Regions from separate parts of the Homo sapiens genome. Here region 1 is linked to region 2. A link is a loop called in an ENCODE intact Hi-C map of the cell type or tissue named here. Cell type or tissue: ascending aorta. All regions are shown on one strand. Each heading gives the region's core, and the rest is flanking DNA. Links, peaks and the distances in the headings are about the cores only. Region 1 overlaps KANK1 (KN motif and ankyrin repeat domains 1). Region 2 holds the start of LOC124902109 (a long non-coding RNA gene).

Region 1 (11,927 bases), core at 3,632-11,631, 240 kb after region 2:
TGATCCTCCTGCATGGGCTTCCCAAAGTCCTGGGATTATAGGCATGAACCACTACACCCAGCCAATTAAGTACTTCTCACTATTGTTTTAGCATCTGTTTCCCCCTCATTGGAGGGATTTAAAAAAAAAAGGAAGCAAACCTTGAGTTAGAAAACTCTGACCTTTACCAGCCTAGGTCCCTAAACATTCTTTGAGTTACATAAAATATGATCAGTTTCCTTTAAAGTTTGCATAATTCATTTTTTAAAATTATTTTATTTTATTGAGATGTTGTCTCACTCTGTCACCCACGATGGAGTGCAGTGCCACAATCATGACTCACTGCAGCCTCAGCCTGCCAAGTAGCTGGAACTACAGGCATGCCCCACCACGTCTGGCTAATTTTGTATTTTTCATAGAGACAGAGTTTCATCATATTGTCCAGGCTGGTCTTGAACTCCTGGGCTCAAGCACTCCACCTTCCTGGGCCTTCCAAAGTGCTAGGATTATAGGCATGAGCCACCGCTCCCAGCCACATAATTCATTTTTAAATACCACTACAAAACTGACAATTAACATCAACAATAAAATATTTAATACAAGCCCAATCCTCCCTAATACAAACATATTCTTAACAATTAGAATAGTGTCACAACTAAAACATGAATAGCTCAACATCACAGAGCTAGGCAGAGCAACACAACAGAAGTCAAGAAACAGAAGTCAAGAAACAGACACATAGGCATGGGGGATTTAGTCAGAGGGAAAATGGACTATTAATAAATGACTGGGAAAACCAGTAGCCATCTGGGAAAAAAAGTAAACTTGGATCCATATGTACTAAAATAAATTCAATATGGATAAATAATTTAAATATAAAAATATTGAAACTACAAAAGTACCAAAAGAAACCCTGGACATTTTAAAAATAATAATTTTAAGATGGGGAACGCCTTTTTCTCTTCATGATATTAAATCCAAAGACTTTAAAATAAGCTGCTAATAAATTCACCAACATGGAAAAATGTAATATAACCCGAATCAAAAGATGAACAAACTGCAAACAACTCCAATTCTTATCACATGAGGGGCTTATTTCCCTTAGGTATAATGTCATACAACTTGGTAACAGCCCAATGGCAAAGGATATGAACAGTTCGCAGAAACACAAATACAAACAGCTCTTATAAATTTATGAAAATATGCTCATTCTCCTAAGAGAAATGCAAATTAAAAACAGATGAGATACCATTTTTTACTTAACAGATTGGTAAAGATTAAGAAATGTCATAACATACTGTACTGGCAACGATATAAAGAAACAAGTGCTTTCATGCCTTGCCTGTGAGAGCATAAGTTAGCACAGCTTCCATGAAAGGCAGCTGGAGTAACATCTGTGAGAAGTACAAATGCACATATGCATTCACCTGGTAATTCCATATTCATCACACATGGCACTATCACGTGTGAGCATAATACACGTACAAAGTTACCCCTTGCAGCATTGTTGGATGTAGCAAATCAATAGGAAACTGATTAAACAAAATATGGAGTTTAAAATCATACTATGCTGCTCTTTAAAATGATTTTAAAAAGAAACCCATACCTCCACATGGAGCAGTCTGAAGACACATGGTTCTATGAAAAAAAGATGCATAACAATATATGAAGTCTATTATCATCTGTGATTTCACAGGGAGAGAGAATATGATCATATACACACATTTTAAAAATATGTATGAGGCCGGGCGCGGTGGCTCACACCTGTAATCCCAGCACTTTGGAAGGCGAAGGCAAGTGGATCACGAGGTCGAGAGATCAACACCATCCTGGCCAACATGGTGAAAGCCCATCTCTACTGAAAATACAAAAATTAGCTGGGCATGGTGGCGCCATTGCACTCCAGCCTGGCGACAGAGCAAGACTCCGTCTCAAAAAAAAAAAAAGTGTATATATGTGTGTGTGTGTCTGTGTGTGTGTGTATATGTGTGTGTGTGTGTGTGTGTATATATATATATATTAACAGAGTTATCTCTGGAAGGAGGAATACCAGTTGCCTGTAAAGAGAGAATATGGTAGCTAGTACAGGAAGTGGGTGGCTTTTCACTATACACCTTTTACATCTTTTAAATCTGAGCCATGGGCCAGGCACAGTGGCTCACACCTGTAACCCCAGCACTCTGGGAGGCCAAGGCAGGAGGATCACTTGAGTCCAGGAGTTCAAGACCAGCCTGGGAAACATAGTGAGACCCTATCTCTACAACAAATAATAAATTAGCTGGACGTGGTGGTATGCACCTGTAGTCCCAGCTACTCGGGAGGCTGAGGTGGGATGATTGCTTAAGCCCAGGAGGTCAAGGCTGCAGTGAGCAGTGATCATAAGACTGCATTCCAGCCTGGCTTACAAATAAGATCCTGCCTCAAAGAAAAAAAAATTGAGACATATTAGCTTGAAAATGGCATGGTGGCTCATGCCTGTAATCCCAGCACTTTGGGAGGCCGAGGCGGCTGGATCACCTGAGGTCAGGAGTTTGAGACCAGCCTGGCCAACATGGTGAAACCAGGTCTCTACTAAAAATACAAAAATTAGCTGGGCATGGTGGCGGGCACCTGTAACGCAGCTACTTGAGAGGCTGAGACTGGAGAATTGCTTCAACCTTCAACCCAGAAGGCAGAGACTGCAGTGAGCCGAGATCAAGCCACTGCACTCCAGCCTGGGTGACAGAGTGAGACTCCGTCTCAAAAAAAAAAAAAAAAAAAAAAAAAAAAAAGTTATTTTTTAATTCAGTAAAATGGTTGTAAGGTAAAGCTGAGGAAATCCACCAGAAAATGGAATAAAAAGACCAAGACATAGAAAATAGGAGAGAAAAAGGTAAGATAATCAGAGGATTGCCCAGAAGGACCACCAACATTAGAAAATGCAAATTCAATGAAAAGAGGGAAAGTTATCTAAATATAATTTTTTAAATGTTCCAATAATTGAAAAACATTAAGTTCCCAGTTTGAGAAGGCCATTGTGTGCCCAGAAAAATGAATGCAAAAAGACCAATCAGAATACTTGGACAAAAAGAAAAATCCTAAAAAGTTTTTTTTTTTTTTTTCCCGAGACGGAGTCTCGCTCTGTTGCCCAGGCTCGATGGAGTGCAGTGGCACGATCTCGGCTCACTGCAAGCTCCACCTCCCGGGTTCATGCCATTCTCCCGCCTCAGCCTCCCGAGTAGCTGGGACTATACAGGCGCCCGCCACCACGCCTGGCTAATTTTTTGTATTTTTAGTACAGACAGGGTTTCACCATGTTGGCCAGGATGGTCTCAATCTCCTGACCTTGTGATCAGGAGTGCTGTGATTACAGGCATGAGCCATCGCGCCCCGCCCCTAAAAACTTTTAAAGAGAAGTGAGGGGAAACTCTATTTTTTTTTTTTTAATAAAAAGCTGGAACTTAAGGGAACAATCTCTTTAAAGTTCTGAGGGAAAAGGACTTTCAAACTAGAACTGTACACCTGGCCAAACTAGTAAGTGTGAAGGTAAAAGAAAAAAAAAAAAAAGACAATTTAGATATGCCAAATCTCAAGGAGACTATCTCCCTTGTAACCTTGTGCAGAAGCTGTTGGCCAATGCTCTCTACCAAGACCAGAGAGCAGCCGAGTGTAGTGGCTTACACCTGTAATTCCAGCACTCTGCGAGGCAGAGGTGGGCAGATCACCTGAGGTCAGGAGTTCAAGACTAGCCTGGCCAACATAGTGAAACCCCATCTCTACCAAAAATACATAATTAGCTGGGTGTGTTGGCGCCTGCCTGTAATCCCAGCTACTTGAGGGGCTGAGGAAGGAGAATCACTTCAAACTGGGTGGCGTAGGCTGCCGCGAGCCAAGATCGCGCCACTGCACTCCAGCCAGGGCGACAAGAGTGAAACTCCATTTCAAAAACAAACAAACAAACAAACAAAAAACACACAAAAACCAGAGACCAAAAGAAACCACAAAGGAGGAGGATACCATAGTATCCAGGGAAGAGAAACAGAGAGAAGGTACAGAACGGCCTGGAAACTTCAGAAGGGACGCCTTCAGGAAGAAAGGATGAATGGACAGCTACCCTGAGGTGTGCAAACACACAGAAAGGAAGGTTAGGCTTCAGTTTGGGAATGAGTCAGTGACAGGTACTTAAAACAAGCACTCAAAACAATGATTAACTCTGGGTGGGCAAAAGCTGTATGAGGAAGGAAATATTTAAATTACATGTCTTGGCTGTGAATTATTTCCAGTCTAAATAATACTATAAACATTATATATTAATCAAACAAAAATCATATTAATATTACAGCAGGAGAAGAGACGTGTTGGGGGAAGTCATAAGAGTTATATCTTCATCTTCCACAGTGTGAGGAAAGTAAATATCCAAAATTGAATTTAAAAAAATCAAGAAATGACATGATAAGCATGCTTTCTCAAGATACAGTCATTTTCACAGATCTAAAGCAGTCAAATATCAGCATTTTCTTATGGTTCAACATCAGAAGATAGATGAGAGATTCCTCTGAGGAGAGGGAATCAGGTGGGAAAAGCAGGGCAGAAAGCTACTGTTTTCATGGACGGTTTTGTAGAACAACTTGACTTTTTGAAGTATGAGAAGACACGTACATAAAACATTGCTAAATTTCATTTAAATAATTTTTTGTAATTTTTATTTTTTTGTACAGAAAGGGTCTTGCTAGGTTGCCCAGACTGGTCTTGAATTCATGGCCTCAAGCAATCCTCCAGCCTCGGCCTCCCAAAGTGTTGGGATTACAGGCACGAGCCACCACACCCAGCCTTAAAATCTGTCCTAGAGCCAATATTCAAGGGTTTTTCCCATATGAGAACCAATGATGGTCTTATGTGTGCTGCTCCCATAATAAAAGCCATATTTCAAATCACATCTAAGTCTAAGACTTCTAGGTCTACTGCTGCTGGTGCTGCCCACCAGCTCCTACCTGTGGGCTGGGGAACAGTCATTGCTCTGCCGTCCCGTTCTCTGGGAGAAATGCCTGAGAGACAGCACCAGGATCACACTCCTTGAAGACTTCAGAATTTTTCAGGTTTCTCATTAGCTCCAAAATTTTTATAATTGTAAAGTGACTAAGATCACAAAATAAAATCAGAATTCCTACTTTTGTGTTCTCCAAGAAAGGCCCCATTCTCCTCAGAGGCAGAGAGGGATACATGTGGGTTTGCATGCACAACTCAATTAAAAGTAACCTGAATAAGAAACAACTAATTTGTCAATGGCTTCAGGTAACCAAATTTCAGAAACAAACTGATCCTTTATTTTAGAAATTTTAGAAAAATATTGATCCTCTGGGTGACAAATGCATTTTTTTTTAAAACTAACTGTGAAGTTTTCCAAGAGGTCCTTGTGAAATCCCCAATTCCAGTTCTAATGGAGAAACGGCAGCCAGGGGAGCAGGGAAACCAGCCCAACCTTTGCTGCTTATTCTCCTATATCACAGGGCTAACATCACCACATGCCTCCTTAAATAAAAATGCAACACTTATTAGAGCCATTGACAAATCTGGCCAGCTCAAAAATATGAAATTCTACGGCTTTTTGTATGCCTCACTTTGGGAAGCGGAGGCAGGCAGATCACTTGAGGCCACGAGTTCGAGACCAGCCTGGCCAACATGCTGAAACCCATCTCTACTAAAAAAATACAAAAATTAGCAGGGCATGGCGGCGCATCCCAGCAATCCCAGCTACTCAGGAGGCTGAGGCATGAGAATCGCTTGAACCAGGGAGGTGGAAGTTGCAGTGAGCCAAGATCATGCCACTGCACTTCACTTTGGCCTGGGCCACAGAGCAAGACTCTGTCTCAAATAAATACACACACACACACACACACACACACACACACACGTATGTATACATATTCTGTCAGAAATCAGGGTCCTTGGGTTTAAGAAGCAAGAGTTGGCTGGGAGCAGTAGCTCACGCCTGTAATCCCAGCACTTTGGGAGGCCAAGGTGGGTGGATTACCTGAGGGCAGGAGTTTGAGACCAGCCTGGCCAACATGGCAAAACCCCGTCTCTACTAAAAATATAAAAATTAGCCAGGTGTGGTGGCGCATGCCTGTAGTCCCAGCTACTTGGGAGGCTGAGGCAGGAGAATGGCTTGAACCCAGGAGGCGGAGGTTGCAGTGAGCTGAGATTGGTGCAGTGAGCCAGTGCTCTCCAGCCTGGGTGACAGAGTGAGACTCTGCCTCAAAAAAAAAAAAAAAAAAAAAAGGCAGCAAGAGTTTGGGATTGACTAACCAAAGCAATAAAGCAATAGACAATAGTAGTTTACAAGCATGTTAATACCTGTATAAATGAAATTCAATCAAACAGAAGCCTGTAGAGAGACAGCATACCCAAAATTACTATTTCAGAACACTGATCAAAACCAGTAACGAGCCGGGCACGGTGGCTCACACCCATAATCCCAGCACTTTGGAAGACCAAGACCAGCAGATCACCTGAGGTCAGGAGTTTGAGACCAGCTGGCCAACATGGTGAAATGCCGTCTCTATTAAAAGTACAAAAATTAGCCGGGTGTCGTAGTGGACACCTGTAATCCCAGCTACCTGGAAGGCTGAGGCAAAAGAATCGCTTGAACCTGGGAGGCGGAGGTTGCAGTGAGCTGAGATCGCAGCACTGCACTTCAGCCTGGGTGACAGGCCAAGACACAGTTTCAAAAACAAACAAACAAAAAACCCCACAATAAGTGACATACTACTTGAAACAATGGTGCCAACCTGGCCAAAGCTAAAATAAAACCAGCCGTAAGCTAAGATAAACAAATCTCTGTAATAAATGAATTCTCTTCCTTTGAAGATTGACTTGAATTCTTATACACATACACTCCAAAAAGTTACTTGAAAAGTCAAACAATAAAAGGCAGAGTTATTGTCAAGAAAAAAAAAACAACAAAAAACTACAGAACGACTTAATCAAGTAAAGGCTGGGGAAAAGGGAAAGGAAGGGAAGGGTTGTATTACTTCACCAGCAAGTTGAAGCCAATCACTTTCACAACTGAGCATGACACTTAGTTCCTGGCATCCTGGTAGCCAAAGCAGAAGAGGGAATCAGGTAAGTTGGGAGTCCCTGTTCATCAAGGAAATAAACGTTTTCCTAACAGTGAACTGAAATATATATTTCCTCACATAATGGGTTCTGAACAGCATAGTAAATCCTTATCAGCAGCTCATTTAACAGCAAATACCTATTTAAGTGTCTTCTGCGTTTCCAGTTCCGTTCTAGGAGCTTGATGTACCACCAACCAGCAAACCAGCTAAAGGTTCCTGCCCTGGAAAAGCCCGTATTCTACTGGGATATGCTGAAAATAAACAATAAATATAATAGGTAAATTCCATAATAATACTGGTTAATTTTTGATATGGAAAAAAAAAAGAAGAGGCCAAGCGGATTAAGAGAGACCTGGAGTGCCAGGAGAAGACAGGTTATAACTCTGAATAATCACAGCACTGACATGGTGACATCTGAGCAAGGACCTCACTGAGGTGAGGACAGAGCACTCCAGCCCCAGGAAGGAGCCAGTGCAAAGGCCCTAAGGGAGGCAAAAGGGACACCTGTGGAAGAGCAGAGGTGGGGGCGAGCACAGGAGAGGCTACAGAATAACAAGGGACCGGGCAAGGACAGCCATGGAGTTCACTGTAAAAACTTTTCCTCCCATAGAAACAAGGAGCCAACAGAGAGTCTACGCAGTGCCACAATGTGACTTTTGTTTTTAAAAGATGGCTGTTGAGAATGGATTGCAAGGGAAGCAGAGAGTCCAGGTATCAGGCTAGTGCAGTAATTGAGGTGAGAGAGGATGGTGGCAGTGGAAAGAGGGAGGACGATGCAGATTCTACATATATTTGAAGGTGAAACAGGATTTGCTACTGAATTAAAGGTAGGGTGTATGAGATAGGGGAGTGAAGATGATTACAAAGTTTAGGGGTTTTACCACTAGAAGTCTGTGGGGAGAAGGAGTTTGGGGGAAATAAGAAATTCTGTTTGGGTGACGTTGAATTTGAGGTGGCCACCACACACTCGGGTGTAGATACTGGGGAAGGAGTTGGGCCTTACAGAGTGGAACTGGAGAAAAAAGTCAGAGCTGGAGACCTAAATGTGATAATGATTGGAATATCAACCACACTTAAAGCCATGAGAGAAGATGAGGTCACCACGAGAATGAGTGTCTACAGAAAAGAGATCAAGAACTGAGACCTTACAGATGATCATGTTTTGCATTATCCATCAATACAAGCAAAAGGCTAACATTAACTCAGGGAAGGCATTTTCATGGGAAACCACAGCTCAGCAGTGCAGGCATTTAGCTTTTGGGCCAATTCTGGCTTAATTCCCATGAGCTGTCAGCACCAAGGGAGGAGTAATGAAGTGAAAACCAGGGTAGGTCAGAGGCTGGTGGTCAGGAGAGCACAGGCAGGCACACATTGCTAAGCTTAAGGAGTGCATTAGAGTTTACAGAATTCTATGAGATACCAAAGTCACTCATCAGAAAATACCAACTTAAAAACCCAAAAGTCAGCATGAAGTCCCTTCCAGATCTGTCCCTGCAGAAGTAACCATTATGGTCTTTGCCTTCTGCCAGTTCAACCCCACTGTGGGTCCCAGGCCTGGAGAACAAACCCTGGGGTACACCAGGACCCCCTTCCTCATGAGCAAAAGGGCTCAAAAAGAATGCCTTTCTCCAAGTCTCAGCACTGAGACAGAGTACTGAGTACCCCCAGTATGCCACAGAGCATATGCTCTGCTTGTGAAAACCATGAAAGAGACGGAGTGAGCACAGAAAGGAGCGTTAGGAGTGCTATCCAGCTGTGTGTATGTGCACTCCCCCACACAGAGTCCTCTTAAAACTTTCAACTGCATGAAGGAACCACGATATATGTATCTGTACCCAACCTTGGTCCAAAAACACTTGCGGCATCTTTCAAAACTAGATGTAACTATATTTACCTTTAATTTAAAAATAAATAAATTCAGCAAAAGGGAAAACAGAATCGTAAAATGAGACCTAAATTAGTAAATAACCATCATGAAATTCTCCATTTCTTTTTAACAGTGGGATATAAATTTGGTCAAAGCAATGAGGAAATCACAATCTCTTACAATATTTACATTATTCAACAAATCAAACATTTTCCCAAGAAATGTGCCAACATTTTCTAATACCAAGGCCTACAGCAACTTTTCTAACAGTTCTCCAAAAAAGGGCCACTGAGAGAGGCAAAAGGGATCACCATGTATGAGCTGCCTGTGGCTGTTTCTTAAACTCTTCTCTATTTCTAAATAATGGAAGCTGAAGACATAGTAGACGTTCATTCAATAAAAGAATCTGAGCCAGGCACAGTGGCTCATGCCTGTAATCCCAGCACTTTGGCAGGCTGAGGTGGGTGGATCTCCTGAGGTCAGGAGTTCGAGACCAGCCTGGCCACCATGGTGAAACCCCATCTCTACCAATAATACAAAAATCAGCCACGCGTGGTGGCGCACACCTGTAATCCCCAGCTACTCGGGAGGCTGAGGCAGGAGAATCGCTTGAACCCAGAAGGCAGAGGTTAAAGTGACCCAAGATCACACCATTGCACTCCAGCCTGGGTGACGAGCAAAACTCTGTCTCCAAAAAAAAAAAAAAAAAAAGAATCTGGAGGGAAAAGAAAGTAGAGAATTCCAAGTGCCCAGTGTTTGATGAAATTTCATGAATGAACACCATCTCCCAAAAACAAGTTTTCACTAAGAGCTGGAAGCAGGTTAAGAGCTCAGGAAGAACCCCAAGTGCAGCAGTCTGACACCAGCTGAGGCTTGGTGCACCTACTTTTTAAAAGTCAACCAAGCAGAAGAGACTTCAGCTTTCTCATAAAAATTACAGAAGCTACCTAAGACTCTTGCCTAAGTAGATGGCCCCCACACCTCATAAAAAGGAGTGTGAGGGTGAACATGCAGAAATGGCCAAGATCCCCCACAAAAAGAATCTCAACATGTAGATGGTGAATAACCAATTGAGGCACAAACGTTCTGTTCCTCACAGCAATGTATGACTTTATTTTGTCATCTTGCTTCAAAGAATTCCGATTTCATATCTTTTATATAAGACAGAAATTTCCTAGTAAGAACATCAGCAACAGTTCATCAGTTTCATTTTTGAAAGAAAAATACCAAGACAGACTGATGAGGCCTTAATAAATTTTATTTCTGTCAAAAGGCCCCATCTCTACCCTTCTCTTGACAGTAGCATCCACTGTTAATTGGCTGCCAAAACCATATTAAATCAGGCAATTAAACAAAAATCATCTGACCAATAGGATACTAACAATGCATGCAAAATCAAGATATAAAAGTCAAGAGAGGAAGAAGTGTAACTTCTTGATTAAAATACAGATCTGGAGCCATGGGAAACAACTAATGGAAAGTTACCAAGTTGTTGGTACAGCTCTCCAATTCATAAAAGATTAATCAGTCCTGTCCAAAAACTAGACCCTGTTTTCCATATCTAGGCAGATTTCTGAGGCATAATCTTTTCAAAATAAAACCCAAAGTGCAGATTTAACCAATTCTAAAAACTATTTCTGAATCAGAACACAGGCCATTAAATTTTTTGAGTTAAATATAGTCTTCCATTATGTTAGATTATATTGTTTTCAATTATTCGCTAACCTCCCTGAAAGAGGATTATATCCCCCATTGTCACGTGACTTATAGCATCTCCAGATGGAAGAATTAACCACACTTCTCTACCACATTGCTGGCAGGCCTGGCCATATGACTTTCTTCAGCCAAGTGAAGGCGAGTAGAAGTGACACACAAGCAGAAGTGTTAATAACTATGAATGAACTGGTCACTTCCTTTTTAATTTTTATTTATTTTTTTGAGACAGGGTCTCACTCTACCAAGCAGGCTGGAGTGCAGTGGTATGATCACAGCTCACTACAGCCTTAACCTCCCCAGGCTGAGGTGATCCTCCCACCTCCACCTCCCAGGTAGCCGGGACTACAGGGGCGTGCTACCACACACGGCTAATTTTTGTATTTTTTGTAGAGATGGGGTTTTGCCATGTTGCCCAGACTAGTCTTGAATTCCTGGGCTCAAGCGATCTATCCACCTCAGCCTCCCAAAGTGCTGGGATTACAGGTGTGAGCCACCGCACCCGGCTATGGTCATTTCTTTTCTTACCCTCTGCCATAAGTATGTCCCAGAGTGGAGTGGCTCATTAAGTCTAGAAATTAAAATGTATTGTTTTAAGTCACTGAGCATAACTAGACTAATATGAGTAATGAAACCACTTCATTTTTAAAGCTGTTTTAATGATCAATGGAATGGAATGAATGATCATTAAGTTTTTGCCTTATAAATGCATGCTTTAAGGGGAGGAGAAAAATCTAAATGACTTGTTTGTCTGACCTTTAGAAGACCTTATTGAGAACAATAGTAGGTTCAAAGACGACAAGGCTCAACAGCTCACCATTCCAAAGGCATGTAATTAATCTCTAACTGATGGAGGATAAAACAAGGATCGAGGTTATAAACTTAACTGGCATACCAGTCTCCTGGCAAAATAAGGAAATGTAATTGTCTGGGATTTTATGAGAGGTCGAAATCATTCCAAAAAGTCCAGGTTCTTCTTTAGCTTTTCAGTATTAGGCTCTGCATGGAAATCTTACCAAGATCTGAGGATGTGAATAGTTTCACAAATGATTGCTTAAAAAAGAACTTAATGAAAATCACTAGACCTCTCAAACTTTTCTCTAGAAGCCAAAGAAAAACAATACCCAAAGTTAAGACTCCTCTCATAGCTACTCCTATGAAAATATACAAGAATTAAAAACTTAATTTCTGAAGGAAAAATATTCAACACCACCTTTTGCAAATTTGTGGCAGATCCTGAGAAGTTGGAAGTTCAGAGAAACTCAGAACAC
Region 2 (16,337 bases), core at 4,442-12,441:
GTCTTGGTTTTCTTCTAGGGTTTTTATGGTTTTAGGTTTTAGGTTTAAGTCTTTAATCCATCTTGAGTTAATTTTTGTATAAGGTGTAAAGAAGGGTCCAGTTTCAGTTTTCTGTGTATGGCTAGCCATTTTTCCCAGCACCATTTATTAAATAGGGAATCCTTTTCCCATTGCTTGTTCTTGTCAGGTTTCTCAAAGATCAGATGGTTGTAGATGTGTGGTGTTATTTCTGAGGACTCTGTTCTGTTCCATTGGTCTGTATATCTGTTTTGGTACCAGTACCGTGCTGTTTTGGTTACTGCAGCCTTGTAGTATAGTTTGAAGTCAGGCAGCATGATGCCTCCAGCTTTGTTCTTTTTGCTTAGGATTGTCTTGGCTATATGGACTCTTTTTTTTTGTTCCATATGAAATTTAAAGTAGTTTTTTCTAATTCTGTGAAGAAAGTCAATGGTAGCTTGATGGGGATAGCATTGAATCTATAAATTACTTTGGGCAGTATGGCCATTTTTCACGATATTGATTCTTCCTATTCGTGAGCATGGAATTTTTTTTCCATTTGTTTGTGTCCTCTCTTATTTCCTTGAGCAGTGGTTTGTAGTTCTTGAAGAGGTCATTCACATCCCTTGTAAGTTGTATTCCTAGGTATTTTATTCTCTTGATAGCAATTGTGAATGGGAGTTCACTCATGATTTGGCTCTCTGTTTGTCTATTATTGGTGTATAGAAATGCTTGTGATTTTTGCACATTGATTTTTGTATCCTGAGATTTTGGTGAAGTTCCTTATCAGCTTAAGGAGTTTTGGGGCTGAGACAATGGGGTTTCTAAATATACAATCATGTCATCTACAAACAGAGACAATTTGGCTTCCTATTTGAACACTCTATATCTCTTTCTCTTGCCTGATTGTCCTGGCCAGAACTTCCAATACTACGCTGAATAGGAGTGGTGAGAGAGGACATCCCTGTCTTGTGCTGGTTTTCAAAGGGAATGCTTCCTGCTTTTGGCCATTCAGTATGATATTGGCTATGGATTTTTCATTAATAGCTCTTACTATTTTGAGATGTTCCATCAATACCTAGTTTGAGTTTGTAGCATGAAGCAGTGTTCAATTTTATCGAAGGCATTTTCTGTGTCTATTGAGATAATTGTGGTTTTTGTCATTGGTTCTGTTTATGTGATGGATTATGTTTATTGATTTGCATATGTTGAACCAGCCTTGCATCCCGGGGATGAAGCCAACTTGATCGTGGTAGATAAGCTTTTTGATGTTCTGCTGGATTTGGTTTGCCAGTATTTTGAGGATTTTTGCATTGATGTTCATCAGGGCTATTGGCCTGAAATTTTCTTTTTTTGTTGTGTCTCTGCCAGGTTTTGGTATCAGGATGATGCTGGCCTCATAAAATGAGTTAGGGAGGAGTCCCTTTTTTTCTATTGTTTGGAGTAGTTTCAGAAGGAATGTACCAGCTTATCTTTGTACCTCTGGTAGAATTTGGCTGTGAATCCACCTGTTCTTGGGCTTTTTATGGTTGGTAGGCTATTAATTACTGCCTCAATTTCAGAACTTGTTATTGGTCTATTCAGGGATTAAACTTCTTGGTTTAGTCTTGGGTTTATGTGTCTGGGAATTTGTCCATTTCTTCTAGATTTTCTAGTTTATTTGTGTAGAGGTGTTTATAGTATTCTCTGATAGTAGTTTGTATTTCTGTGGGATTAGTGGTGATATTCCCTTTATCATTTTTTATTGTGTCTATTTGATTCTTCTCTATTTTCTTCTGTATTAGTCTGGCTAGCGGTTTATCTATTTTGTTAATCTTTTCAAAAAAACAGCTCCTGGATTCATTGATTTTTTTCAAAGGGTTTTTCATGTCTTGCTCATTCAGTTCTAATCTGATCTTAGTTATTTCTTGTCTTCTGCTAGCTTTCGAATTTGTTTGCTCTTGCTTCTCTAGTTCTTTTAATTGTAATGTTAGGGTGTCAATTTCAGATCTTTGCCGCTTTCTGATGTGGGCATTTCGTGCTATAAATTTCCCTCATAACACTGCTTTAGCTGTGTCCCAGAGATTCTGGCACGTTGTGTCTTTGTTTTCATTGATTTCAAAGAACTTATTTATTTCTGCCTTAATTTTGTTATTTGCCCAGTAGTCATTCAGGAGCAAGTTGTTCAATGTCCATGTAGTTGTGTGGTTTTTAGTGAGTTTCTTAATCCTGAGTTCTAATTTGATTGCACCGTGGACTGAGAGACTGTTTGTTATGATTTCCGTTCTTTTGCATTTGCTGAGGAGTGTCTTACTTCCAGTTATGTGGTCAATTTTAGAAAAAGTGAGATGTGGTACTGAGAAGAATGTATATCCTGTTGATTTGGGGTGGAGAGTTCTGTAGGATTCTATTAGGTCTACTTGTTCCAGAGCTGAGTTCAATTCCTGAATATCCTTGTTAATTTTCTGTCTCGTTGATCTAATATTGACAGTGGGGTATTAAAGTCTCCCACTATTATTGTGTGGGAGTCTAAGTCTCTTTGTAGGTCTCTAAGAACTTGCTTTATGAATCTGGATGCTCCTGTATTGGGTGCATATGTATTTAGGATAGTTAGCTCTTCTTGCATTGATCCCTTTACCATTATGTAGTGCCCTTCTTTGTCTTTTTTGAGCTTTGTTGGTTTAAAGTCTGTCTTGTCAGAGACTAGGATTGCAACCTCTGCTTTTTTTTTTGGTTTTCATTTGCTTGGTAAATATTCCTCCATCCCTTTATTTTGAGCCTATGTGCGTCTTTGCACGTGTGATGTGTCTCCTGAATACAGCACACCGATGGGTCTTAGCTCCTGAATACAGCACACCGATGGGTCACTTTATCCAATTTGCCAGTCTGTGTCTTTTAACTGGGGCATTTAGGCCATCTACATTTAAGGTTAATATTGTTATATGTGAATTTGATCCTGTCATCATGATGCTAGCTGGTTATTCTGCACATTAATTGATGCAATTTCTTCATAGTGTCATTGGTCTTTACATTTTGATGTGTTTTTGCAGTGGATGGTACCAGTTTTTCTCTTCCATATTTAGTGCTTCCTTCAGGAGCTCTTGTAAGGCAGGCCTGGTAGTGACAAAATCTCTCAGCATTTGCTTGTATATAAAGGATTTTAATTCTCCTTTGCTTATGAAGCTTAGTTTGGCTGGATATGAAATTCTGGGTTGAAAATTCTTTAAGAATGTTGAATATTGGCCCCCACTCTCTTCTGACTTATAGGGTTTCTGTAGAGAGATCTGCTGTTAGACTGATGGGCTTCCCTTTGTGGGTAACCCGACCTTTCTCTCTGGCTGCCCTTAACATTTTTTCCTTCGTTTCAACCTTGAAGAATCTGAGAATTATGTGTCTTGGGGTTGCTCTTCTTGAGTATCTTAGTAGTGTTCTCTGTATTTCCTGAATTTGAATGTTGGCCTGTTTTACTAGGTTGTGGAAGTTCTCTTGGATAATATCCTGAAATGTGTTTTCCAACTTGATTCCTTTCTCCCTTTCACTTTCGGGTACACCAATCAGTTGTAGGTCTTTTCACATAGTCCCATATTTCTTGGAGGCTTTGTTCGTTCCTTTTCATTCTTTCTTCTCTAATCTTGTCTTCATAACTTATTTCGGTAAGTTGATCTTCAATCTCTGATCCTTTTTTCCACTTGATTGATTTGGCTATTGATACTTGTGTACACTTCACGAAGTTCTTGTGCTATGTTTCTCAGCTCCATCAGGTCATTTATGTTCTTTTCTAAACTGGTTATTCTGGTTAGCAGTCTCTGTAACATTTTATCAAGGTTCTTAGCTTTTTTGCTTTTGGTTAGAACATGCTCCTTTAGCTCAGAGGAGTTGATTACCCACCTTCTGTAGCCTACTTCTGTTAATTTGTCAAACTCACTCTCCATCCAGTTTTGTGCCCTTGTTGGAGAGGAGTTGCAATCATTTGGAGAAGAGGCATTCTGGTTTTTGGAAGTTTCAGCATTTTTGCGCTGCTTTTTCCTCATCTTTGTGGATTTATCTACCCTCAATCTTTGAGGCTGGTGACCTTTGGATGGGGTTTTTGTGTGGGGATCCTTTTTGTTGATGTTGATGTTACTGCTTTTTGTCAGTTTCTCTTCTAACAGGACTGTCTTCTGCAGGTCTGCTGCACCTTGCTGGAGGTCCACTCCAGGCCCTGTTTGCGTGGGTATCACCAGCGGAGGCTGCAGAACAGAAAGATTGCTGCCTGGCCCTTCCTCTGGAAGCTTCATCCCAGAGGGGCACTAGCCTGATGCCAACCAGAGCTCTCCTGTATGAGGTGTCTGTCGACCCCTGTTGGGTGGTCTCTCCCAGTCAGGAGGCACCGAGGTCAGGGACCCACTTGAGGCAGTCTGTTCCTTAGCAGAGCTCGAGCGCTGTGCTGGGAGATCTGCTGCTCTCTTCAGAGCCGGCAGGCAGGAACGTTTAAGTCTGCTGAAGCTGCGCCCACAGCTGCCCCTTCCCCCAGGTGCTCTGTCCCAGGTAGATGGGAGTTTTATCTGTAAGACCCTGACTGGGTTGCTCCCTTTCTTTCAGAGATGCCCTGCCCAGTGAGGAGGACTCTAGAGAGGCAGTCTGGCCACAGCCGCTTTGCAGTCCTGTGGTGAGTTCCGCCCAGTCCAAACTTCCTGGCATCCTTAGCACTGTCAGGGGAAAGCCACCTACCCAAGCCTCAGTAATGATGGACATCCCTCCCCCAACCAAACTCGAACGTCCCAGGTGGACTTCAGACTGCTGTGCTGGCCGCAAGAATTTTAAGCCAGTGGTTTTTAGCTTGCTGGGTTCCATGGGAGTGGGACCTGTTGAGTGAGACCACTTGGCTCCCTGGCTTCAGCCCCCTTTCCAGGGGAGTGAACAGTTCTGTCTCGCTGGGGTTCCGGGCACTGCCAGGGTACAAAAAAAAAACCTGCAGCTAGGTTGGTGTCTGCCCAAACAGCCACCTAGTTTTGAGCTTGAAACCCAGGGCCCTGGTGGTGTAGGCACATGAGAGGATCTCATTTGCAGATTGCAAAAACCATGGGAAAAGCATAGTACCTGGGCCAGAGAGCACAGTCCCTTACAACTTTCCTTGGCTTGGGGAGGGAGGCCCCTGGGTCCTTGCGCTTCCAGGGTAAGGCAACGCCTCACCCTGCTTCTGCTTGCCTTCTGTGGGCTGTACCCACTGTCTAACCAGTCCTAATGAGATGGCCAGGGTACCTCAGTTGGCAATGCAGAAATCATCCGCCTTCTGCATTTGTCTTGCTGGGATCTGCAGACCAGAGCTGTTCCTATTTGGCCATCTTGCCGGAGCCACCCCCAGTCCTCAGTTTTTCTAGGAACTCAAATTGGAAATCAAAAACTAGATCTATCTTTTTTTTTTTCTATTTACATTCCTCCTATAATAGTCTCAAACCTCCCTGAGGCATAAGAATCACCTTAGGCTTACTAGGGGAAAAGTCATTTACAAAATATAAAAGAGAAAAATACATCTAAAATATATTATCCTTATTACATTCTTTCAGACTTTCCATAATGTCCTTTACTTTATCGCCTGTCACCCAAACTCCCTGTGAAGCCCTGCTCAAATTGCCAACTGGGGTAATGACAGTAACGATTGTTTATTAGCTACTTAGTATCAGACAAATGTGCTTTTAAACTTTACCATAAACTTGTAGATGTTCATATCCGCATTGAACAGATGAGAAGCTGGATCTTAGGAAAGGAGACTTGTGCAAAGTAGCAGAGCTAATTTCGGGGAGAAAAATAGTTTAGAAAAAACTCATTTGTGTCTTGTTTGTTTTTTCTCACTTTGGCTCAGAAGTCATTCATTCATTCAAATGCTGCAACTTTAAAACACAGCTAGAAAAACTTCCATTAAATAATATGGATGCTTACACACTGCTCAGTAAACAGCAACAAATATTACTTATTAATATTTATGATGACCAGGAAGATAAATGTCTTAGTGTGCAGAGAACAGAGTCCATCATGGCCAAAATCTTAGTACAGTTTGATATTTCAACAGCTGGGCAGGAAAGAAAGTAAAGTGCTTTGGGAAGACAATAGATCCTGGGTGAGATGGAAACGGGATTGGGTTTCCCCTTTTCTTTTGGATGGGAATTCGGAACACCTGGGATCTTGTTCAGGTTTGGCTAATACTGTGGAGAGACCATTTAAGGACCTTGTAGTTTAGTTTCCTTACCCATAAAATGACAGGTCAGGATGTTGGCAGCGAATCTGTATGGGTCTGCAGCAACTTCAGTGCTTGCCACCTCAGAAGAAAGAATTTGAGGGGCATAAGGCAGAGGGAGAGACTGAGGCAAGGTTTAGAGCATGTCGACGAAAAGAGTCAAACTCTGTAAAGTATTTGAAGACATTTATTCTGAGCCAAATATGAGTGACACAGCCCCCAGGAGGTCCTGAAAACATGTGCCCAAAGTGGACAGGGTGCAGCTTGGTTTTATACATTTCAGGGAGGCAAGAGACATCAATCAAATACATTTGAGCACTACATTGGTTTAGTCCAGAAAGGTGGGGGCAAGTCAAAGGGTTGAGAGGGTGGGGCGCGGGTTTCCAGGCTATAGGTGAGTTTAAGTATTTTGACAATTGGTTGAGTTTGTCTGAAGACCTGGGATTCATAGAAAAGGAATGTTCAGGTTAAGATAAAGATTGTGGAGACCTAAGTTGTTTTGAAGTCTCATAGTGCTGCCCTTAGAGACAACAGATGACAAATGTTTCTTATTTAGATCTTAGTTAATCTCTTTAGGATTGGGAGGGTCTGGAAGAAAAGGATCTAGCTGTGTTAATAGATTCTTTACAGATGCAAATTTTCCCCTATACAGAACAGCTTTGCAGGGCCATTACAAAATATGACGAACATGTTTTGGGGTAAAATATTTTGATTTTCTCCCTTGTCTCATGTTATGCCAGAGTCAGTTTGGAAAGTAAGTCACAATATATAGGGCTAATTAAAACCCATCTGATGAGAATTTGTGATTTGTAGGGCGTGATGCCCCAGACCCCTTAGATAGGAGTTTGGGCAAGATAAAAAAACATAATTTAGTCCTCGTGGGGTTTCACCCTGTTGCCCAGGCTGGTCTTGAACTCCTGACCTCAAGTGATCTGCTTGCATCAGCCTCCCAAAGTGCTGAGATTATAGGCCTGAGCCACTGCACCCAGCCTGATCTATGCTTTGCAGGCACTTTATCTGTGATATTTCATTTAATGTTTATAACATCATACCCATTTGGCTTTCTAGAAGCTCAGTGGTTACAAGTCTAGAGACAGGCATTTTTACCATCCATATTCTATAGATGTAGAAACTAGGGCTTAAAAAGGTAAAGTCCCTTGCTCAAAGTCTCGGCTGGTAAACGGGAAGCTAGGAGTCTAAGTTAGGTCTGTCTGGTTCCAGAGCTGCTGCTTTCTGGAACCCTGCAACATGGTGGCGCTTGTTCTCCATTGCAGAGCATTGGGGTTGGTCGTAAGGTGATGGTGATGGCGGTGGCCGTATGGTGGAAGGAACTTCATCCTTCGCAGACCAAGGGATATCGAGGAGAGTGCAATATGCAGATTCAGACACTAGGTGACAGAGTGCCACAGGGCAGACAACTCGCTACGCCTGGGTCTGCGGGGTGTGGTTCTCTCCTGCGTCCTGTATTCTTTTAAATTAAGAAAAGGCTACGCGCTCCTGTAAACCCTGTGGTCTTTTACACTAGGGCCAGGATATGTGCAACTAGATATATGCCCAAACTGTACGTGTTTCTTCCTTTATTGCGAGACATGAAGGAATTAAAGAACGAAAGAGGAAAGGAAAAGAGCAGTGGACTCAATACTGTAAAAGGCAAAGATTCCCTTTAAATTGCTTTTTAGAAAGTTTTTTTCAAAAAGATTTTTAAAGTTTTTTAAAAAGGATTTTAATAAATTATAATGTTTTATTTGGAAACATTTAATATTAAATTTCATTTAATTTCCACTTAGTTTTTAAAATTACTTTTATTTTACTCTGTCGCCCAGGCTGGAGTGCAGTGGTGCCCTCTCCACTTACTGCAACCTCTGCCTCCTCAGCTCACGCGATTCTCCTGCCTCAGATTCCGGAACAGCTGGGATTACAGGCGCCCACCACCATGCCCAGCTCATTTTTTTTGTATTTTCAGTAGAGAGGGAGTTTCGCCATGTTGGCCAGGCTGGTCTCGAACTCCTGATCTCGAGTGATCCGCCTGCCTTGGCCTCCCAAAGTGCTATGATTACGGGCGTGAGCCACTGTGTCCGACCTCCACCTAGTTTTTGAAAGAAGTAGTTCTCTTTCCATTTTTATTTTTTATTTTTTATTTATTTATTTTTGAGACGGGGTATCGCTCTGTCGCCCAAGCTGGAGTGCGCTGGTGCAATCTCGGCTCCCTGCAAGCTCCGCTTCCTGGGTTCACGCCATTCTCCTTCCTCAGCCTCCCGAGTAGCTGGGACTACAAGCGTGAGCCACCACGCCCGGCTAATTTTTTGTATTTTTAGTAGAGATGGGGTTTCACCGTGTTAGCCGGGATGGTCTCGATCTCCTGACCTCGTGATCCACCCGCCTCGGCCTTCCAAAGTGCTGGGATTACAGGCGTGAGCCACTGCGGCCGGCCCCAAAATAGGCTCATCTTTTGATGTTGCCCACAAGTGAATAAAGTTAAGGCAAAAGGTAGGTGTAGTGTAGTTGGCCCTGGAAGCCCGTCTTTTGGCCTTCACCTTACTTTAGGACGAAGTAGGGTCTGTCCAGTGGCCTACAAGAGGAAGTAATTCTGCTTTTTCCAAAGTTGCCTGGAGCATATTTTCAAAAATGAAGACTCTCACTTTAACTATATGAAGTCTGGTGCACACTATTTTGCATGCTGTGATTACTGGTTATTTAAGCTTCATCAATGAAAAGAAACAGCAGAGCAAGAGTCAAGCTTTAGTCTAATAAGAAATGAGAAACAGAAGCTGTCAGCCACCGAATGGGAACGAAGGGGTAGTGAGGCAAGGACATGCCACCTTCCTACTCTACAACTCAGAACCTCACAAGGGAGGCTGTTTTGCCTCTCTAGTTCCATGTTAAGCTGGTTTTAATCTCCATCTTGATTGCCTTCCTTCCAAATGGATGGATGTATTCAGAGAGATTGTCCTGATCCATCCTGATTGTCTGCCAATGTATCTGCTGATGTGGGTAGGGCCACCTGGCATACACTTGCAGGGCCATGCTCTTGTGAATCAGACAGTCACATTGCATGGCAAAGGAGACCTGCATTTGATGTTCAAAAATGAGAGAGCCCAAGGAGCCTCAGCTCTTGGTTGCAACACTGGGGACAAACTATGAATAATAAAGTGAGTGACACAAGGGCTTAAGGTCAGGAACTCCTGTGGCATTTTGGTTTAGCTCAGTTGGAGGTGTGGGAGGAGTGTGATGGAGCTGAACCCAGATTACGGAGGAAGCTTCATCATGCCAGACCGAGCTGAAGCCATTGAGTGGCTTTCAACAGGGAATAACATGACTGTACTGAAAGCGGCAGGGCTGACATTGGGGAGACCAGTTCTGATGACCTTGCAGCAGTCCAGAAGAAATGATGGTGCCCTGAACTGTGTTAGCAGCAGTGGAAGAGGGTGGACCCAAGAGCTGTGGGGAGGAAGAACCTGTAGACTTGACGACCACCTAGCTAACATATTCATGGCAATGAGTCTTGGAAGTTCTACAGCGCACCTGGAGGGATGGTGGGATCAGCGAGGCCAACACTGAGAGAAACGCAGGCGTGGATGCCCTGGCACAACCTCGCAGCAGATCCTAATTCCTGGGAGGACCCCTTTCCTTCCCACATTTGACAAAGACAGTCTACGCAGATTCCCTAGAAAAACCTCCTCGCTGCCCACAGGTTGCTTTTTTTTTTTGTTCCCCATCAGAGCAGCCTGCTGGAACTCAGCAAGGCAGTGGACAATCCAATGGTCGTACCAGCGATTGTCCATACCTGTGGGATAACTAGGAAGACAGTTATTTTTGTGTGAGTGCCTGTGTGCTCTGGGGAGAGATGCCAGTGAGTGAAACTGGAATGAACAACCTGACCTCGAGGAAAAAAATGACCTTATCGTTAACAAAATAGTGAATGCTTCCACAGTGCCTGTTTGTACAGAGTGCTTCACAAGCATGAGCTCATGTGATTTCCTCATCACTTGCTTTTCCAGCTGTAACAGGTTTGGAGAAGGCAGCTGTGGATTCTCTTTAGCTTTTGTTTGAGAGGTTTCTCTCTTCCTGGTCAAGAAGCCACATGACCCGAATGTAACTAGGACGGTGTTGTTGAGCACTTGCTTGTGGACCCCTCTGGGGTCTGCAGATGACTGGCAGGATGCTGGAGCCTGCAGGTTTTGCTAGTTTCCTACTTGCATGGATCCTTTCTTGCCCCAGCTCTGGATAGGTTCCCAGGCTTCATTAGAATTCATGGACGGTTATCTGCAAAGACTTCTGGACAAGAAGGTATAATGGTTCTTTTATGTGTCAATTTGACTGTCAAGGGATGCCCAGAAAGCTGGCACACCTCTGCGTGGGTGTCTCTGAAAGGGATGAGCATTTGAATTGGTGACCGAGTAAAGAAGGCTTTCCTCACCACTGCGGGTGGGTACCATTCAGTCTACGGAGGGCTTGAATAGGACAACAACGTGTAGGAAGATAGAGTTCCCGTTCTGCTTGAGCTGGGACCTCCATCCTCTCCTGCCCTCAGACACTGGCTTCCCTGGTTCTTAGGCCTTTGGGTCTGGGCTGGAGCCACACCCCTGGCTTTCCTGGGCCTCCACCTCACAGATGGCAGACCACAGGACTTCCTGGCCTCAGTAATTGCATATGCCAGTCCCTTGTAGTCGATCACTTTCTATACATCTATATATATCCTATTGGTTCTGCTCCTCTGGAGAGCCCTAATACAATGGAGTATCACAGGAGTGTGTCCCCCAAACCCTATGCTGTGTAGCACCCTGATTCCTGTGGCACCTTTCTTCTGATGTAGGAGATGTTAATACTGGTGGTAAGGTTGAAAATAATTTTTTAAAATGGCTAGACACACAAAGTAGCAGTGTATTTAAACCTTGTCTGCTATTTTAGTAGCATGAGGCATTCCTGAATAAAAAGGAAATAGCAGAAGCAAGCAGGCTGGTCGCTTGGGAAGGGCACCTTGAGGGGCCCTTATCAGAGCTACAGCCCGAGGTACTGTGGCAGGTAAATAAGTTCTGTTCTTGTTGACCGATCAATGGAAGTGTTTAGACTTGCCGGCGAAAACCACAACCTAGAGAACACAGATGGCCCCACTGCAAGGACAAGGAGTCTCTTGGAGCTCAGACTTCCGAATAATACATTTTCTCCACAGCGCCTGGAAACTGTGTTCTTGTTGATTTTCTGGGAGACAGCAAAGCCTCCCTCCTCCTTCCCCTCATCCTCAGGGTGGGAGTGACAGCCTCATCACTTGCATTTTCAAGTAAATCTGGCTTGCAGAAAGCAGCTGTGGATTCTCTTTGGCTTTCTTTCTAGAAGTTTCTGTCTTCCTAGTCAGTGAGTCACATGACTTAAATGTAACAAGGGCATGGTTCTCAGGTGCCTGATGCTTCTGGGCTTTGTAGAGTACTGGCCAAACCCGCCATGGTGGCCATGGTAGGCTGGGGCGTGGGACTCAGGCACGCAGAACACTGCACAGTTGGGTCTTCAAGAGCAAGGGCATCTCCAGAATCAGACTTCTGTGTCCTTAAGCAGGGTCTAGAATGTGTCAGGGAACCAGTTCTGGGCCTGAAGAATTGTTTTTTGTCCTGTTGTTCCTAGATTGTCATAGTCAGAGGAAGAGACTGTCTCACAAGCCCCATGCAGAATTTTGGGACCGTCGATGTTTGTGTAAAGGCAGGTATAACTTGCAGTCTTGCCTTTGGAATACATTTGTCTTCCTAAGTTAATCTGTTACAGGACACCGTATTTGATTTCTTGTCTGGAATTTGAGTCTCTTACCACTAGAAATACGGTGTTGTTTTGGTGAAGAATGCTTTTCTCTCTGCAAGAGTGGCAGTGTGGCGAAGTGATTCAGTGCAGGGACTTGGTGCAGGTCTGCCTGGCTTTCTCACTAATAGCTGTGTGATCTCGGACAAGTTACTTAACCTCTCGATGTTTATGTTGCTTCATCTATAAAAAGGGGATAGTAATGGTGTTCAACTACTTTATAGGTTTCTGGAAAGGAGAAAATAAGGGAACGTGAGCAAACCACTCAGAACAGCGCCTGCTGTGTGGTTAAGTGCTAAGGGTTTGTTATTTTTCACGACTTGGAATTGGAACAGAATATGAAATAAAGGGTGTCAAGGCAAAGCAGGCTTGTCAGTAGCTTGGAGTAGTGGCAAAAGTCTTGGCTTAGAAGGCAGGAGGCCTGCTCTTTCTGATCAGCCTTCCCGCTAAGTAGTGAAGCCAGTCTGAGCTTCACTTTATTTTAAAATGAGGTGGTAGCTGGGTGTGGTGGCTCATGCCTGTAATCCTAGCACTTAGGGAGGCCGAGACAGGAGGATCATTTGAGACCAACCTGGGCAACATGGTGAAACCCCATCTCTACAAAAAATTCGCCAGGCGTGGCAGTGCGCACCTGCAATGCCAGCTACCTGCGAGGCTTTAGGTGGGAGGATCACCTGAGCCCGAGAAGTCCAGGCTGCAGTGAGCCATGATTGCGCCACTGCACTCCAGCCTGGGTGACAGAGTAAGACCTTGTCTCAAATAAAATAAGATGAGGTGGTGATAACAAATGAATGCATAAACAAAAGGCAGAATATACATACAGTGCACTACTATTCAGCTATGAAAAGGAATTAAGTTCTGACATGTGCTACAACATGGATGAACCTTGAGGACATTATGCTAAGAGAAATAAATCAGACACAAAAGGACAACGGTTGCATGATTCCCCTATGTGAGCTATCTAGAATAGGCAAAGGCATAGAGACAGGAAGTGGAACTGAAGCTACCGGGGTTGAGGGAGGGGATATGGACAGTTTTGCTTAATGGTTATGGAGTTTCTTTTATGGGTGATGAAAAAGTTTTGGATCTGGATAGTGGTGCTAGTTACAAAATATTGTAAATACAATTCATGTCACTGAATTATACACTTAAAATAGTAAAGATGGCAAACTTCATATTATGTATGTTTTACTACAATAAAAAATTCGAACATAATTAAAAAGAAGAGTGAAGTAGGCTGATGTTGAAAGAAAAAGTTACTTGCTATAAACGTTGAAACTTTTCTAGACCATGAGGCTACCAGACAAAAAAGTGACTAGCCTGGGCAACATAGTGAGATCCTGCCTCAACATTAGCCTAGTGTGGTAGAGTGCGCCTGTGGTCCCAGCCACTTGGGAAGGCTTAAGTGGGAGGATCGCTTGAGCCCAGGAGGTTGAGGCTGCAGTGAGCCGTGATTGCACAACTGCACTCCAGCCTGCGTGATAGTGAGTCCCTGTCTTAAGGAGAAACCAAAAAACCCCAAACACATCTTATTTTGTGACTGAGATGATACACAAACACACACACACACACACACACACAAAGCTTCATGAAATGATGTTACCATCAATATATCTGATACAATCAAGATTTCAGATTTATTCAACTTTTAAAAATGCTTGTAGTTACATTAATTTTGTAACCCATTATGTCCTGTTTTAAAAACATTGTTGGCCAGGCACGGTGGCTCATGCCTGTAATCTCAGCACTTTGGAAGGCTGAGGCAGGTGGATCACCTGAGGTCAGGAGTTCGAGACCTGCCTGGCCAACATGGTGTGAAACCCGGTCTCTACTAAAAATAGAAAATTAGCCAATGTGGTAGTGCCTGCCTGTGATCCCAGCTACTTGGGAGGCAGAGGCAGGAGAATCGCTTGAACCTGGGAGGTAGAGGTTGCAATGAGCTGAAATCGTTCCACTGCACTCCACCCTGGGTGACAGAGGGAGACTCTGTCTCAAAATAAATAAATAAATAAAATTAAACGTTGTTGGGAGACTGGCTCATGCTTGGATATGTCTCCCACTGGCCACTAGGGAGAGCTGATAGGTCAGGCTGAGGAGTGAAGGGAACTGGTGGGGTTGCAGGTAGTAGTAGCCTCTGTGCTGGCTGGGACCCTTCTCAGCTAACCTCTCGCACTCCTTACCAAGGCCTTTCACAGGGGGCGGGCGGTGCCCATTTGGAGTTGAGTTGAACGAGTGTCTGTTTATTTGAAGAAACCTTCCCTGCCTCATTCCCGCCTGGGGGAGCCCATTTAAATGTGTGCTAGTTGTTGGATTTTTGGCTCAGCACTTTGGACCCTCTTCCTCCTGGAGAAGCACAGAACATGTCTCTTTCCTGTTGGCATAACGGCCCCCTTCAGATGTGTTACTGACAGCCTTAAGACTTGCCATGAACGGGCACGATGGCTCACGCCTGTAATCCTAGCACTTTGGGAGGCCGAGGCAGGCAGATCACGAGGTCAGGAGTTGGAGACCAGTCTGGCCAACATAGTGAGACCCTGTCTCTACTAAAAATACAAAAAATTAGCCAGGTGTGGTGGTGTGCGCCTGTAATCCCAACTACTTGGGAGGCTGAGGCAGGAGAATTGCTTGAACTCGGGAGGCGTAGCGTGCAGTGAGCCAAGATCGCACCACTGCACTCCAGCCTGGTGATGGAGTGAGACTCCCTCTCAAAAAAAAAGAAAAAGATTTGCCACGAACAACCTGCAAAATTCACCTCACTGGACAGGTTCTGAACCCTACTGTGTGTCAGGCGCCCTCCTCTCAACCTCAGCAAATGAGGCTGGTTCTGCCTGCCATTTTGGTTGTCAGGAAAATGGCATCCCTAGAAGGGAGTTGAAGCTCAGCAGGGAAGCAGCACAGAGAAGCAGCCATGCATGGGGTTGGAAGTCAGCTCCAATGGGGACTGCCTTGCCTGCCCTGGGCTCTCTCTGAAGCAGGTGTGACAAGTCACCTATGTTGGCCGGGTGCGGTGGCTCATGCCTGTAATCCCAGCACTTTGGGAGGCTGAGGCGGGTGGATCACCTGAGGTCAGGAGTTTGAAACCAGCCTGGCCAACATGGCAAAAATCCCTCTCTACTAAAAATACAAAAAAAAAATTAGCTGGGAGTGGTGGTGGGTGCCTGTAATCCCAGCTACTTGGAAGGCTGAGGCAAGAGAATCGCTTAAACCTGGGAGTCGGAGGTTGCAGGGAGTGGAGATCTCGCCACTGCACTCCAGTCTTCTGGGCGACAGAGTGGGACTCCTTCTCCAAAAAAAAAAAAAAAAAAAAAAAAAAAAAAAAAAAAAAAAAAAAGTCACCTATCTTAGCTCCAGGATCTCTTCTGTTTTTGCAGGGAGAAGCCAGAGGTTGTCAGGCATTTCAGCCTCCCTCCATGAGCAGAAGGAGGATCAGACCACTGGCTCATTAACCCCATCATGTTCAGTGCTTCCAAAAGTGTTGAACATGATTTTCATCTTTGTTCCCCCATTAGCTCCACCTGCTCTCCTATAAGGCTGTTGTTCATGTTTGACCAAAGTGATGACCACAGCATGTTCCACCTTCAGAGCAGGCAGAAGAGCTGAAACGTCCTTGCGCAATGAGGATTCCCTTAACTTCATTAGCAAGTGGTAACCTCTCCTCTCAGTCAGTTCCTCCACTTCCTCCTCCTGGGGTTAGTATGGCACAACCAATGTCCAACTCCTATGTGACAAGTTAGTCTGGGATCAGCTGTCAAAGTTAAGGAAGAGATGCCTTCAGGTCACTGCCCAGAGACAGAGCTAGACTTGCTTGATAAGACTGCCTCAGAGTAGTTCTTCCACAGGAATTCAGAAATGACTATGCAGCCTTTTCCTGTTGGCCACAGGAAATAGCCATGGCTTGTGGTGAAATAACGCTCACCAGCTAAGGGTTTAAGGGGACTCTACTATGACTCATGCCTGTCCTTGCTTTGATCCTCAGTTGGAAGCCAAAGGCTGTGGAGGTCAGATTTCCCTAGTGCTTTATGGTACAGTCTCCTCAGTGGGAACAGGCTGGAGATGGAATTCTTCCCTTACTGGTGCTTCACCCCGGTACTCGTCAAAAATACCGCTTGAAACTAGCTCCCAAGGCTGTGTGTGATGGTCACGCCTGTAATCTCAGCGCTTTGGGAGGCCGAGGCGGGTGGATCACTTCAGGCCAGGAGTTCGAGACCAGCCTGGCCAACATGTTGAAACCCCGTCTCTACTAAAAATACAAAAATGAGCCAGGTATGGTGGCACATGTCTGTAATCCCAGCTACTCAGGAGGCTGAAGCAGGAGAATCACTTGAACCCAGGAGGCAGAGGTTGGAGTGAGCTGAGATCGTAT

The links. A loop is a pair of places that touch in the nucleus more often than their neighbours do. Peaks named below come from ENCODE experiments on the same cell type or tissue, not always from the same donor. Only the 100,000 strongest peaks of a DNase experiment are listed, where the experiment ranks them.
Region 1: a loop joins it to region 2, with 3 times the contacts of the local background. A loop is called at or near these places in 2 of 110 quality-filtered maps.

Annotation. Positions count from the first base shown.
Region 1 is chr9:519,293-531,219 of GRCh38, reverse strand. All of the region lies in intron 1 of KANK1 (KN motif and ankyrin repeat domains 1), which reads right to left. Among named protein-coding and RNA genes, the nearest start is that of KANK1, 21 kb to the right of the region's middle. In ascending aorta, for the core only: no CTCF peak of the experiment used is centred there; a DNase peak (open chromatin) is centred at 8,379; H3K27ac peaks cover 2,738 bases.
Region 2 is chr9:755,439-771,775 of GRCh38, reverse strand. LOC124902109 (a long non-coding RNA gene) reads left to right here and starts at 10,395. Exons shown (of 4, transcript XR_007061394.1): 1 at 10,395-10,477. RefSeq lists a silencer at 10,053-10,347. In ascending aorta, for the core only: CTCF peaks have their summits at 7,365 and 7,569; DNase peaks (open chromatin) are centred at 7,555, 9,475, 9,755 and 10,135; H3K4me3 peaks cover 627 bases; H3K27ac peaks cover 3,568 bases.